2 separate regions of the Mus musculus genome follow, and region 2 is linked to region 1. A link is a contact called in ENCODE Hi-C or POLR2A ChIA-PET data. All regions are on one chromosome and are shown on one strand. The core of a region is the stretch at or near the end of the contact, and the rest is flanking DNA. Distances in the headings are between cores, read along the strand shown.

Region 1 (6,323 bases), core at 2,488-4,987:
TTAAGGCTCTGCATCTCCCCAGGGTGGCTGAGATGGCTCCCCCCCCCTCCCCCCGAAGGAATACCTTCTGGCTCTGTGGTGCAGGCTAGTGGCTGGCAGGTGCTGCCCAGCTAATGAGCATGCGCCCAGCCTGGGGACCATGTTCCCCAGCCCTGCGGGCTTTGCTGGTGCAGTGTGAGCTGACTTGTAGCTGCTGTTTTGAAGCAGCTAGGGACACTTTCCCGGGCTTTCAGCCTGGTTCCCAAAGCGAGTAGTTTTACCGCCCTAAAGCAAGATGGCGCCACAGGGCAACTGGAGTCTGACTCCTGAATGGCTGCCTGCCTGCTCTACACCAGCCCAGGACTGTAATAAACTCCTATTCTAATGTCCCCCAAAACCTTTGTAGTTTATTTCAGTGTAGACTAGTACCTTTTTGTCAACAGCATCCAAGTTTGTTTTATGGAACAAAATAGTAGACGCTTAGTCCAAACTTTGAGTAGATTTCCTTTCTGGTTTTTGTGTTTGGATTTATTTTCTGCTGGAGACTGAACAGCACACTCTCACTGAGCAAGCCTTCTGTATTCCCAGCTCCACTTTGATGTTCCTGTTTTTATTTTGAGACAAGGTCTCACTGAGCTCCTTAGGCTGGTTTTGAACTCACGATTCCCTGCCTCAGCCCCGTAGCTGAAGTTCCAAGCCTGATGCTGGAGTCTGAAAGCATTCATATCTACTGCAGAGGACTGGCTAAGAACTCTACAGCTTGCCCCACTGGGGTGCGCAAGTGACGCTGGAAACACAGGGCGGTGGGGTCTGCAGTTCCTTTAGAAGATGTCTATTTACTCGGGCAGCTCACAAACACAGTCCTTCCATGGAAGTCAGGGCCTTGCCCACACAGCCTGCTTTGCTAGGGAACATGGCTGCAAAGAGCTTCCTTCTCACCTGGGAAGGCTTGGAGTTCCTGGGAAGCCTTTGGTCTCAGGTGATGAGCCACCTCAGCCAGAAGTCCCTTCTAACCCCCCCCTCCCTCTTCCTTTTTTGTGTCCCCCACCCCCACCCCCTTTCCCATAACTCAGCTCTGTTCTCCAGTTTGGGATCTGGCCCAACTGTTGTGTTTTCTGCTTGCCGCACACCCCATTCGACAGGACCCAGTGACGTTATACACTGATGAGGCACAGGGCTAAGTCGACAGGTGGCAATCCACGCCTCTTCCAGGTGAATTTGGAATAAACACAACTTTTGAAGGGTACACTTGAAACCTTTCAGGTTAGTTTAATGCACGGCGGCATTTGTTTCTGTACTTTAAGCTGAATTGAAATCCTCTGGAAGCTTAAGCTGCGTTTTTCATCTTGCTTGCTACTGTGTTGGTTTTAGGGAACAGCGTCTTTTTTTTTTCTTTTTTCTTTTTTCTTTCTTTCTACATGCACACTTTCTCCCTTTGAGACTAAAAAGTTGGGGATATCAGAAAAAACAAAACCAACCAACCAACCAACTAATCCAAGCACGTTAATTTTCCAGTCCTCAAGGTGCTAACATTTCCTTTTACAATAAAAAAAGGATTTAAACTGGCTTGCAATTCACAGAAGAGCTGTGATAGCTACGCCTGTTTTACTTGATTGACAGCCTGCTTTAGAATTACTCTTTAGGAACCAGTATCGATGCTCTTATTAACTAAACCCCAGAGTTTATTTCTGTTCCTTAATCTTTTTTTTTAACATAGTGTTTTCTTCACACACCACCCCTGAATTTGAGACAAGGTCTTGCAATGCAGCATAGGTACCCCTCAAACCTGATATCCTCCTGCCTCAGCATCTCCTGCTGATTACAGGATTACAGGTGTGTACTGTCACCTTCTTGTTATCAGTGTGTTACCGTTTTGTTTTACAGTAGAAAAGAATGCAGTTTTAAACCAGCCTTTAACTTATTGCAAGCATGTTTAGCTACTAACAGTCTTTTCATATCCCAGTACCCTGTGATACCTGCAGCCATTGTGTCTTCCTTTGGCTGTGACAATGGTTTGTTGTTGTTGTTGTTGTTCTGGGAACCTAGATACTGTTGGCATTTAGTCTCCGCCCCACAGTTACCTGGCAATAGCCAGGTGTGCCTGACTCACTATAAAAGGGGCTGCTCACCCCTCCTCTCTCTTTTGCTCTCTTCTCCCCTTGCCCTTGCACCCTTACCCTCTATCCCCTCTCTCCCCATTCTCCTCCCCCTCTCTCCATGTGCTCATGGCTGGCCTTTACTTCTCTACTCCCCATCTCTCTCTGCCATTCTCAGTCTCTACTACCCCCTTAACTCCCCTTCCCACGCGTCAAATAAACTCCATTCTGTATTATGCTGTCCTGTGGCTGTTACCTCAGGGGGAACCTGCATGGACCTGCAGAAGCATCCCCTTCCCCCACACCATACCGCACCTCCATCAGACACATACCTGGCTTCTCTTATCTTTATATAAAATACAACAGACATGTACGAGGTCAAGCATTATGTAGAATGGTCCGTTACCACCTCGCTGACATTTGCTGGTGCCCTGTCTAGTTTACGGAAAGGAAGCTCAGGCAGGAGGCACCGTTTCGTCATAGCTCATCAAAATACCCACAGTCACCGGAAGTCATCAATGCTGACGTTAACTCTGGTCACCTGGCCGAGGCAGTCTTTGGTCTTTCTGCTACACAAGCCATTGGTCACCGGTTCCAGTCTATGACTTATACTCAAAGTAGGTTTAAAAACTAGCGAGGCTGTACAGGTGGGGGAGTGCAGCATCCACTATCTTAAACTTGTCTCCAGGCCGGGCGTGGTGGTGCACACCTTTAACCCCAGCACTCGGGAGGCAGAGGCAGGCGGATTTCTGAGTTCCAGGCTAGCCTGGTCTATAAAGTGAGTTCCAGGACAGCCAGGGCTATAACGAGAAACCCTGTCTCTAAAAACAACAACAACAAAAGATTTTCTCCAATTTCAGCAGACCTCTACCCATGAGGTATGAACCCCTGGGCTTGTTTGTTCTTTTATCCCTTGCATGAAACACAAATTCAAAAAGGGCTGGAGTCAGACAGTATCTCTTCCACTCAAGGTAAACTAGGGTCTGCTGGAGTCCCCGTCATGGAAGGGTTGGGTTTTGCTGTGGAAGGCACAGCGAATGTATTTCAAAGTGGTTGCTTCCATCTTTCCTCAGTGTGTATTGTTAGTGTGATTGTCTTGATATTCATTATGAAATGAGTGCGTTTCCTAAATGGCTGTTCCCTGATGTAATGGCATCTCTGGGATGGAAACCATCCCCCCCCCCCACACACACTTCACCCCATCCCTGATTCTCAGAGCAGTGTACATACAGCCTGGAGAACTTTATCTAGAAACCTGAACTGATGGCCCAGGTGGCTTCTGCTCATGGAGGCACCCTGGGCTGTGTCTTCTGTCTACAGTCTTTTCAGATTTCAGTGTGGTGGCTGCTCTGGGATCTCAGATCCTCGATGGTCTAAGAAATGTCATTGATTTTTTTGTGGGTTCAGAATATTTTTGTTATTGTTGTTGTTGTAAGGATGGGATGACAGCATCTAAGCCCTCAACATTCACTTTTTGGTGTTTAAACTCTTCTTCAAATGAAAGTCCTGGAAGCAGAGGTTCTATTGTTGGTGCTCGTGACTCAGTCAGGGAAGGATGGGTTCCGATCTCTGGCAGGCTAATTGAAGACGAGGCTCACGTGTTTGCCTCCTGAGGTCTACTGGTGGTGAGTTGGAACATTGGCACCCTGATCACAATTAGATCATAGGGGTAGCCTCCCCTGGAAGTCTGGAGACAGAAATACATTGAAAATCTTCCAAGTCTGTATAAAGTATACAGAAAACCAAGTGGGACCATGCCTGCTCCTGCCCTGGTCTTGAGGCATTTAGACTAATGGAAAATAACAGCTTTTCTGTACCTTGAGGAAGTGGCTTCAAGTGTAGTGGCTGGAAATTTACAAGCAAGCACATGTAACCATGGGCTGGAGGCAGAGCCAGGGTCAGTTGTTCTAAAGCGTGTTTGTCTGCAAGCCTATCAGAGAGACGGGAAGCCTGCTAACCTGGTTAGAGGATGGATGTTCAAGCTGGTTAATGGGGCAGCCATGGAACCTCAGATTAGGAAACACCCATGAGGGGCGGGAGGTGGGGGGGGGAGGGGGGGCATGGCCCTAACTCCTGTTAGATTTCTATCAGAAGCAGCCAGAGAACAACTCAGCAGTTTGAGATTTAAATGCCAGAGATGTTCTTTCCGAACAGAACTGAAGAAACAAACCCCAGATGGCGTTTCTTATTCAGGGCACAAAAATGCCTCCCACAAACACCAGACAGAGATATAGAATAAGAATAAACATCTAGAATTCAGAAAAGCTGTCTGGAAAAAAAAAAGAAAAAAAAAACCAAACAGCACCAAACCAACAACCTGGATGCACTAATCGTACCAGATAGGGAAGCTGGCACAAACCAGGCAGGCAGATTTGTTTATTAAGTAGCCATTTCCAACCCGAAACAGAGCTGGGATCCTTTTAGGAAACAGTTTTGAAGTAGTTCATGTCATGCGCGCGTACACACACACACACACACACACACACACACACACACTCACTCACTCACATTCCAATGTGCACGCACATATTAGTGTATGTAATGCTGACCGTAGAACTTTGAAGCAGCTTTCTCTGCCATGTACCCTTCTGAATGACTGAGACATTTCAGAAAGTTGGTTTTTTGCCAAAGTTGGTTCTGTCTGAGCCTTGGGTAATCAGAAAATCTTATTAAGAAGAAAATTCCATTATCGTTTAGTATTTGAGCTAATGACCTTCTTTTATCTCCTGTTCTTTGGCCTAGAGCACAGGTTATTATATTAAAGGGTATTTTGGGTGTAACATTCAGGCCACGAAACATGGCAGATTAATTTTTGCTTCGTCTATAGCAGCCAAGTAACTGTGAAGGAGACCAGTACTCCTGTGGCATCATTCTATAGCCAGCAACTGTCGTCTGGGGATGTTTGTATGTTCCGGAACCAATTTTTTTCTGAACCACAAATCATTTTTTTAGGTTGATGATAGATAACTCTAAATGTCAGATTTTTCCTAGAAATCTAGCATGGATCCTAACTACATCTCTCTCTTTCTCTCTCTTTCTTTCTTTCTTTCTTTCTCCCTCCCTCCCTCCCTCCCTCCCTCCCTCCCTCCCTCCCTCCCTCCCTCCCTCCATATATATATTTGTGTGTGTATGTGTGTTGTCTTGGAAAAGTTTGGAGACCTCTGAGCTTCATCCTTTCTGGATGAAATGGAACAGTACACTCTGTCTTTGGTAGATGGGTTTGTGAAAAGCACACGGTAGAGCTACATGCCTTACATTCCTTGGAGGCGCCCCACCTAAATCTAGGTAACAGTAACTGGTCTTCCCTCAAATGAAGTCCTGTGCGCTGTTACTTTTAACTGTGTATGCTTGAGGCCAACTTCCTGTGTCTTCCTCGATCACTTTATTTATTTATTTATTTATTTATTTATTTTTTTCGAGACAGGGTTTCTCTGAATAGCCCAGGCTGTCCTGGAACTCACTTTGTAGACCAGGCTGGCCTCGAACTCAAAAATCTGCCTGCCTCTGCCTCCCGAGTGCTGGGATTAAAGGTGTGCGCCACCGTGCCCGGTGATCACTTTATTTTTTATTTTTATTTATTTATTTATTTATTTATTTATTTATTTTTGAGGCAGGGCTTCTCTGTGTAGCCCTGGCTGTCCTGGAACTCACTCTGTAGACCAGGCTGGCCTCGGACTCAGATATCTGCCTGCCTTGCCTCCCAAGTGCTGGGATTAAAGGCGTGTGTCACTACTGCCCGGCTGGTCACTTTATTTTTGAGACAGGGTCCCTTACTGAGCTTGGAGCTAGCCATTTTGACTAGACTGCCTGCAAGTGAGCCTCCACAAGTGCTCAGTCTTCACCCTCCAGCGCTGGGGTTCCACGTGTGTGCTACCACTTCTGGTTTCTATCTGAGTGCCATGAATCCGAACCCAGACCCTTATATTGTGTAGCAAGTGCTCTGCCTCCAGTCCTCAGATGACGTTTGAGATCATTCCAGAGTCTATAATTAGCCAAGAAAAAAAAAAAAGCTTTCATTGCTTCTGATTCATGTTACGGAAGGTCAGTCATTGGAAATAAGAATTCCGAGTCAATTTCTGAGGGCCTGAGATGATGTCACAAGTCGTTCATCTTGGAAAGGGCAGCAGATTGAAAACAGCAGCGGTAGAGACAAAAGTTCAAGGCCTGGTGAACCGTTCCCCTATGTCAGCACATGCATGCACTTTGGACAAGGGCAAGCTTAGCTGGAAGCCACTTGGGAATCTTAAC
Region 2 (6,323 bases), core at 1,212-3,711, 47 kb after region 1:
GAAGTTTGTTATGGCAACACACACTGGTAACCCCAACACTAGTGAGGAACAGTCTTAGTGTGTATAGGCAGATCCTTGAAGCTCACTGGCCAGCCAGCCTAGATTAATGGGTGAGCTCCAGGATCAATATAGATATCTTGTCTCAAAAAATAAAACGGGAAGTGGTTGAGAGGGAAAAAAAAACCAAACACACAATCGTTATCTCTTTCAATATTTTCTCATTTTCAGCATAAAAATATTTTTGTTCTCCTTTTAACTTATTTTTATGTGTTTTATTCATTTGATGCTCTTGCTAAAGGGATTTGTCCCATGGTGCATTTTCAGACCATGTGCTGTTAATGTAGAGACATGGAGTTGATCTTGGTAGATGGCTCAGTAGATAAAGAGCTTGTTGCTCAGACATGAGGACCTGAGTTCAGACCTTCCACACCCAAAGCATGATGGGGTATTGGGGGGGGGTAGGGCAGGTGGAGATAAGAGGATTCTGGGGCCTTCTAGTCAGCCTGCCTAGATGAAAGGGAGGGTTCTAAGGTCAGTGAAAAATCTGCCTTAAAAATTAGCAGAGTTCAATAGAGAAAGACACCTCTGCCTCCATACACACATATACTGATAAATTGTTGATCCATTAGTCACAGACGATATGGCTTCTAAACTCATGTATGTAATGGTCCTTTTTAACAGGGTGGGAGTTTATGGGGTGAGATTGCTCTTCCTAGAATTCAAGGTAAGTCAAGGTTAAGGACAATGACTTTCCTCTGTGACTTCAAAGTGCAGATACAAACTGGAGGTGGAGGTCCCAGCTTTGTTTCCTGGATCACTTATTTTGTGGGGCCAAACAAGAAGCCAGAGCTTTGAAGCAAAAAGTGCTTCTGAGGGCCTGTTTTAGTAGGAGTTGGGAAACGGATGCACATTTGACACACATGTGCAGTGCTGACTTCCAGAAGAAGGGAGGGGAGCATAGAGTCAGACTGACCAGATAACTAGAACATTTGGACCTGCCCGATAAGGTCCTCAGGAACTTAAACCAGGCTGTCGCAACTAGGCAATCCTCAAAGCTCACTGTTTTCTTTCAGTGTCAACTATTTAAACGATTTCAGTTAGCATAATTCCATTCCCGAAATAGCTGTGTTCTGGAAGTGGTGTGATGTTTTTCTAGGCTTTGCCTACTTTCCTTGTTGGCAGTTGGTAGCTTGTTAATAATTAGTCAGCAATGTACCCCAGAATGGGGAGCGTATGGACCTCTAGCAAGTAACTCAGACTAGATTGTTTTCTATTCCCAGAAACTCTGGTTCTAGTAGTTTTAAAATATGGAAGTTGCCAGATCTTGGGGGAGTTGGGGTGGGGAGGGAGCTTTTCAGTGGCTTGATGCCATCCTTGTAGCAAACGTGGTTGAGTAATAATACCTTTTTGGGTACTTTGTGCAAACAATGACATATAAAGCCAGGTCCCATGTGTGGTGGCTTAAATGAGAAGGTCTCTGTCTTAGTTAGGGTTTCCAGTGCTGAGAAGAGACACCTTGATCATGACAACTCTTTCAAAGGACAATACTTGATTGGGTCTGGCTTACAGGTTCAGAGGTTCAGTCCGTTATTATGCTGTGAGACATGGCAGCATCCAAGCAGGCATGGCGCTGGTGGAGCTGAGAGTTCCACCTCCTGTTCTGTGGGCAGCTAGGAGAAGACTGGCTTCTATGTGGTTAGGAGGAGGGTCATATTGCCCACCCCCACAGTGACACACCCACTCCAACAAGGCCACACTTCCTTATAATGCAACTTCCTATCCAAGCATATACAAACCATCAAACATATTTGAATGTAAGGAATTTCTCTCTTGTTCTTTAGATGTTCCCATTTAAAAGTATCCCTCTTTCCAAAAATTTCTTTTGTTCATTATTATCTCCTTTCTGATAATATTAATTGGAAATAAAGACATTCTCCTCTCCCTTCTCTTCCCCAGTCCCTTCTCCCTTTTTTCCTCTTTCTTCCTTGTCCACCTGCCTCTGCCTCCCAAGTGCTGGGATTAAAGGTGTGTGCCACCACTGGTCCGGCATAGATATTTTTATACTTGGGTTGAATGTAGGCTTTAGTTCAGAAGAACCTGTCCTAATGCTGTCCAACTTGAACTCAGTGTGAAGGCCTGTCTAAGCATCTCACCCAGCAGCTACATGGTAATAGAAATGTTTTACATGGGGGAGATATGAAGGTAGAGGGAGGAACACATCTTAGGTACAAAAAAAAAAAAAAATCTGAGTGATTTGGATGGGGAATAGTGATCGTTTCTGCACACTCATCTCACTATGCTGTTAAAAACTAGGGCATCCTAGCCTGCCACACAGATGAAATCAGCCTGTTCCAGCTGTTTGAGGCATCAGAAATGATTGCAGTTGGCTAATCTCTAATTATAGAATTCTTCGTGGTTGGGGTGTAAGTGAGCAAATGTGTGCTTTGACTTCTGTGAGCCCCGGCTTTGGGGAAAGCTGTGACTTTTAGATAAATTTCTTTCCCTCTGCATAATACACTAAACAAATTTAAATTAACTCTTGGGGCAAATATAATTAAGGCGCTGCAGATGGTTCTTTTGTTCCTCCGGTTGACCAGAATATGCTCTAACTGTGGCTTTGGATGAAGCGATTAAGTCCTGTTTCCATGGGACCCAGTCCTAAGGTATTTGGAAAGCACACATTAGCGATTCCGAGGCTCACAGGAAGTTTATTTCTTCAGTAGCTTGTTTAGAGAAGATTTCAAACGCGGTGACTACGCTTCGGTTTTTCTGTGAGCCTTTTTTGTTCTTCTCTAATTATGCTTTTACAGATTCATTTAAAGAGAAGAACATGTCTAGTTTGGATGGGGGGGGGTGGCGAATTACCAATGCCGATATATTCATCTTCGCAAGTATGCCCTAACAAAAGGTCTCAAACCAAACACTGTATTTGACATAGTTATGGTGGGCTGGGAACAGGACAACCTCCTGGTGAGGGCCATCTTCCTGGTTTGCAGATGGCCAGTTTCTTATGTCCTTTCAGGTGGAGAGAGAGAGTTAGCTTTCTGATATCTTGTATTCCATTCATGGGGTTCATTCCAAGATGAGTGAATGTTGGACCCACTCACCTATGAAGACTCCCAATGCCCTCCCTTCTGGGGACGGGCACTTTGACAGATGAATTCTGAGGAGGCATCCAAGCCTGAGTCCCTATCAGGAAAGCCTTTAGGTCTCAGGAATATTTTAGACTATAACCTGAAAGTTGTCACCTTAAGAGGAGACAGATGACAGATTTGTTTGGAGGGATCTCAGGCAGATCAAGGTCATAATGTTTCTGTGCTTAAGATCATGTGATCATGACTAAGGCTTAAGACACTGATTTTGCTTAAGACACTGATCAGTTTTTAGACGCTGAAGAGGCAGCTTGCAGTATATTCTCTGTGCTGATCTGTAGGGTCAGGCTCAAAGTTTTCAATTTGTTTTGAAGCGTAAGGGTTATAATTACCAGATAGCCAAGAATTTTATCTAAGTACTCTTGAATATTCCCTAAATATTTTTGCAAGATGTTACTTAACTACTATTAAGATGTATAATATGACTTACATTTTTTTGTTGTTGTTGTTGTTGTTTTGTTTTGTTTTTCGAGACAGGGTTCCTCTGTGTAGCTCTGGCTGTCCTGGAACTCACTCTGCAGACCAGGCTGGCCTCGAACTCAGAAATCGGACTGCCTTTGCCTCCCAAGTGCTGGGATTAAAGGCATGCACCCCCCACCACTGCCCGGCATAACTTACATTTTTTAAAGGTTTATTTTTAAGTGTGGTGTGTGTATGTCTTTGTAAGTGTAAATACGGATACCCACAGAGTCCAGAGGAGGGTGTCAGACCCCTTGGCACTAGAGTAGCAGGTTTTGATAGACTGGTGTGGGTACTGGGAACAGGACTTGGGTCCTTTACAAAAGCAGCAAACACTCTTAACTGCTGAGTTCTCTCTCCGGTCCTCATTTTGATTTGTTTAATAGTCAGTTGTTGAGTGAATCCTAAGGATTCATTAACTCCAGAGTCGTACTGCTACCCACAAATCACCAGACTATTTCAGAAGACTCAACTCTCCCTGGCAAGCAGGGCATAAAGGGAAAACTAAATGCTGCAACTTTATTTAGGAAGTATTAGTTGATGGTGGGTAGGGTGAGAAGGAAGATGATCAAAGATGGAAAACAGCAAGATGTGATTCAGAAGCCAGGCGTGGTGGTGCACGCCTTTAATCCTAGCACTCGGGAGGCAGAGGCAGGCAGATTTCTGAGTTCGAGGCCAGTCTGGTCTACAGAGTGAGTTCCAGGATAGCCAGGGCTACACAGAGAAACCGTATCTCGAAAAACAAAAACAAAACAAACAAACAAACAAAAAGATGTGATTCAGTGACACAAAGCATGTTCTGGTGAAGGACAGAAAAATGTCCCATTATTCAGAAGTCACACGGCCATCAAAGGAGGACATGGCCCTGAGTCCATAGACACAGAAAAGGGGGCAAATACATGTTTGGCTCCTTCCTGGCCCATTTCCCCGACATCAGGCTTAGTCTTGAGTGCTGTGTATTCAGAGGCCGAGTTCTGTGCTCCTATCCAGACTGTAACCTTATATTGGGGCACTGTATTAGCCAATGTTCTGTAGAGATTGTTTCCCATTAATTCCTAATTGGTCAATAAATGGCTGGGGCTTAGGACTGGGTAGAAAAGATGGGAAGGTGGGCCTAGAATCCGGACGGGAGTGTGTGTCTCAGAGAGAGAGAGCCACAGAGAGGAAAAGTATGATGATGCAGAGAGAAAGAGGCAGCCATGAGAGGAGATTCGCCAGGAGCTTATGGCTGGGAGAATAGCATTCTGAGGACAGGCTGAGGAAGCAGAAGAAGCCTGGGTAAAACTCAAACAGGAAGTAACAAGGAGGGCTGGATATAGGCTAGAGCATCATAGAACTTGCCTGATCTAGGCTTACAGCTTGTAAATAAAACACTGGGGGTTTGTGCAGGCTAGCTAGGATAAATAATTCATTTGCATCCCATTGGTCAGTCTTTGATATTCAGGAATCTGAAGCCAGCTTGTCTTTCCGTTTCCGAGGCAGAGGAATGGCTAGTCATGGGATTGAGGCGAGGGATGCCTGACAGTTTAAGACACGCGTGAGTGAGACTCCCGTGACGGAAGACAGTGATGGAATGGTCCAGAAGATGGTTGGAAAGTCTGGGCCATCATTCTACTTGTTAGACACAATGTTTGGTCTCATTTAAAGATTGTAATTTTGTGACATGAAAAATGGAGAATGAAAAGAAGAAACGGGGACCCTAACGTGCACATGGGTATGGAGTAGGAAAAAGAGATTCAGAGACATTGTTGAAAAGAATGGCTGTGGTTGTCACAGGAAAGTGGAGCCAACATGTGACATACTCGAATGTATTTATTACAAGGCATCGAGCACCACAAAAATGTAGCCTGGTAAGTATAAAATCCACAGAGGAGGCCAGTAGATCTTGGAATTCATAGACTGTTTCAGGTCATGGGTCACCGCGCAGGAAGAGATGCTGTTGCAGTCAAAGAGGGCAGGAATCTGTTGGAAAACTTTTCTACTTGTTGAAGGATCCATCTTTCCGTTGTATTCAGTCTGATTGGAAGACGCTTACCAAATGATGGTGGCCATAACTGCCTCCCCTACAATTCCAATGTTAATCTAATCTCAGGCCAACCTGAGATTCATTTAATCATCAGTACCATCCAGGTTCAGCCTGATCAAAACTACCCATGGGCCAGTCAGGTTGACACAGAAAACTAACTCTCACAAAAGCCTACCAGTCTTAACAGAAATCTCATCATGTAATGGGAAGATATTGTGGCAAAGGAGAGATGAACCCAAATCTAGGGCACCAGGAGGGTTGTTAACCTTCAACCCTTGCCAAGTTCATTTGCATCTTTGAGCCTAGGGGATCCATGTTTATAAAATGTGAAGTGATTGATGTCCAAAGACTTTCTAGAGCTAAAATTCACTACTGATGCAAGTGTGAACTCATCTACTGAAAATATGTTAAAGAGCGATGAGAGATAAGACTTTCTACCTACAGCTAAGGCTAAATACAAGAAACCTGTTTAAGGAAGAAGATCCTGGCTTGTTGCAGGGGATGATGAAAACTGAAAAATGGTTGATGGGGTAAGGTCTGGGAAATAGCATATCTGTGATTTTTTTTATTACAAAGGATTTTTGCTTCAAGTGGGGCCTGCTGTTTGGAACATATAATTCAAGATATCATTTTCCTTTCAGAAGACTAATTACACAAAGTCTGCATTTTAATATTGAGATGTTAAG

Evidence for each region. Hi-C counts contacts between places; a loop is a spot of excess contacts on that map. ChIA-PET counts read pairs that join two places held with the same protein, here RNA polymerase II (POLR2A).
Region 2: a map of left cerebral cortex shows a loop between it and region 1 (6-fold over the local background). The contact joins two enhancer-like sites. A Hi-C loop is called at or near these places in 1 of 37 maps with a recorded cell type or tissue (left cerebral cortex). POLR2A ChIA-PET finds 5 or more read pairs at or near these places in 4 of 5 experiments (Patski and embryonic stem cell).

What each region holds. Positions count from the first base shown.
Region 1 is chr10:70,368,684-70,375,006 of GRCm38, forward strand. No RefSeq gene overlaps it. Among named protein-coding and RNA genes, the nearest start is that of Fam13c, 69 kb to the right of the region's middle. Within about 2 kb of position 3,738, at least 1 of the 3 ENCODE cell types and tissues checked has a DNase peak (open chromatin) inside an H3K27ac peak, as active enhancers do; it is left cerebral cortex, where a contact is called at or near this core.
Region 2 is chr10:70,417,123-70,423,445 of GRCm38, forward strand. No RefSeq gene overlaps it. Among named protein-coding and RNA genes, the nearest start is that of Fam13c, 21 kb to the right of the region's middle. Within about 2 kb of position 2,462, at least 1 of the 3 ENCODE cell types and tissues checked has a DNase peak (open chromatin) inside an H3K27ac peak, as active enhancers do; it is left cerebral cortex, where a contact is called at or near this core.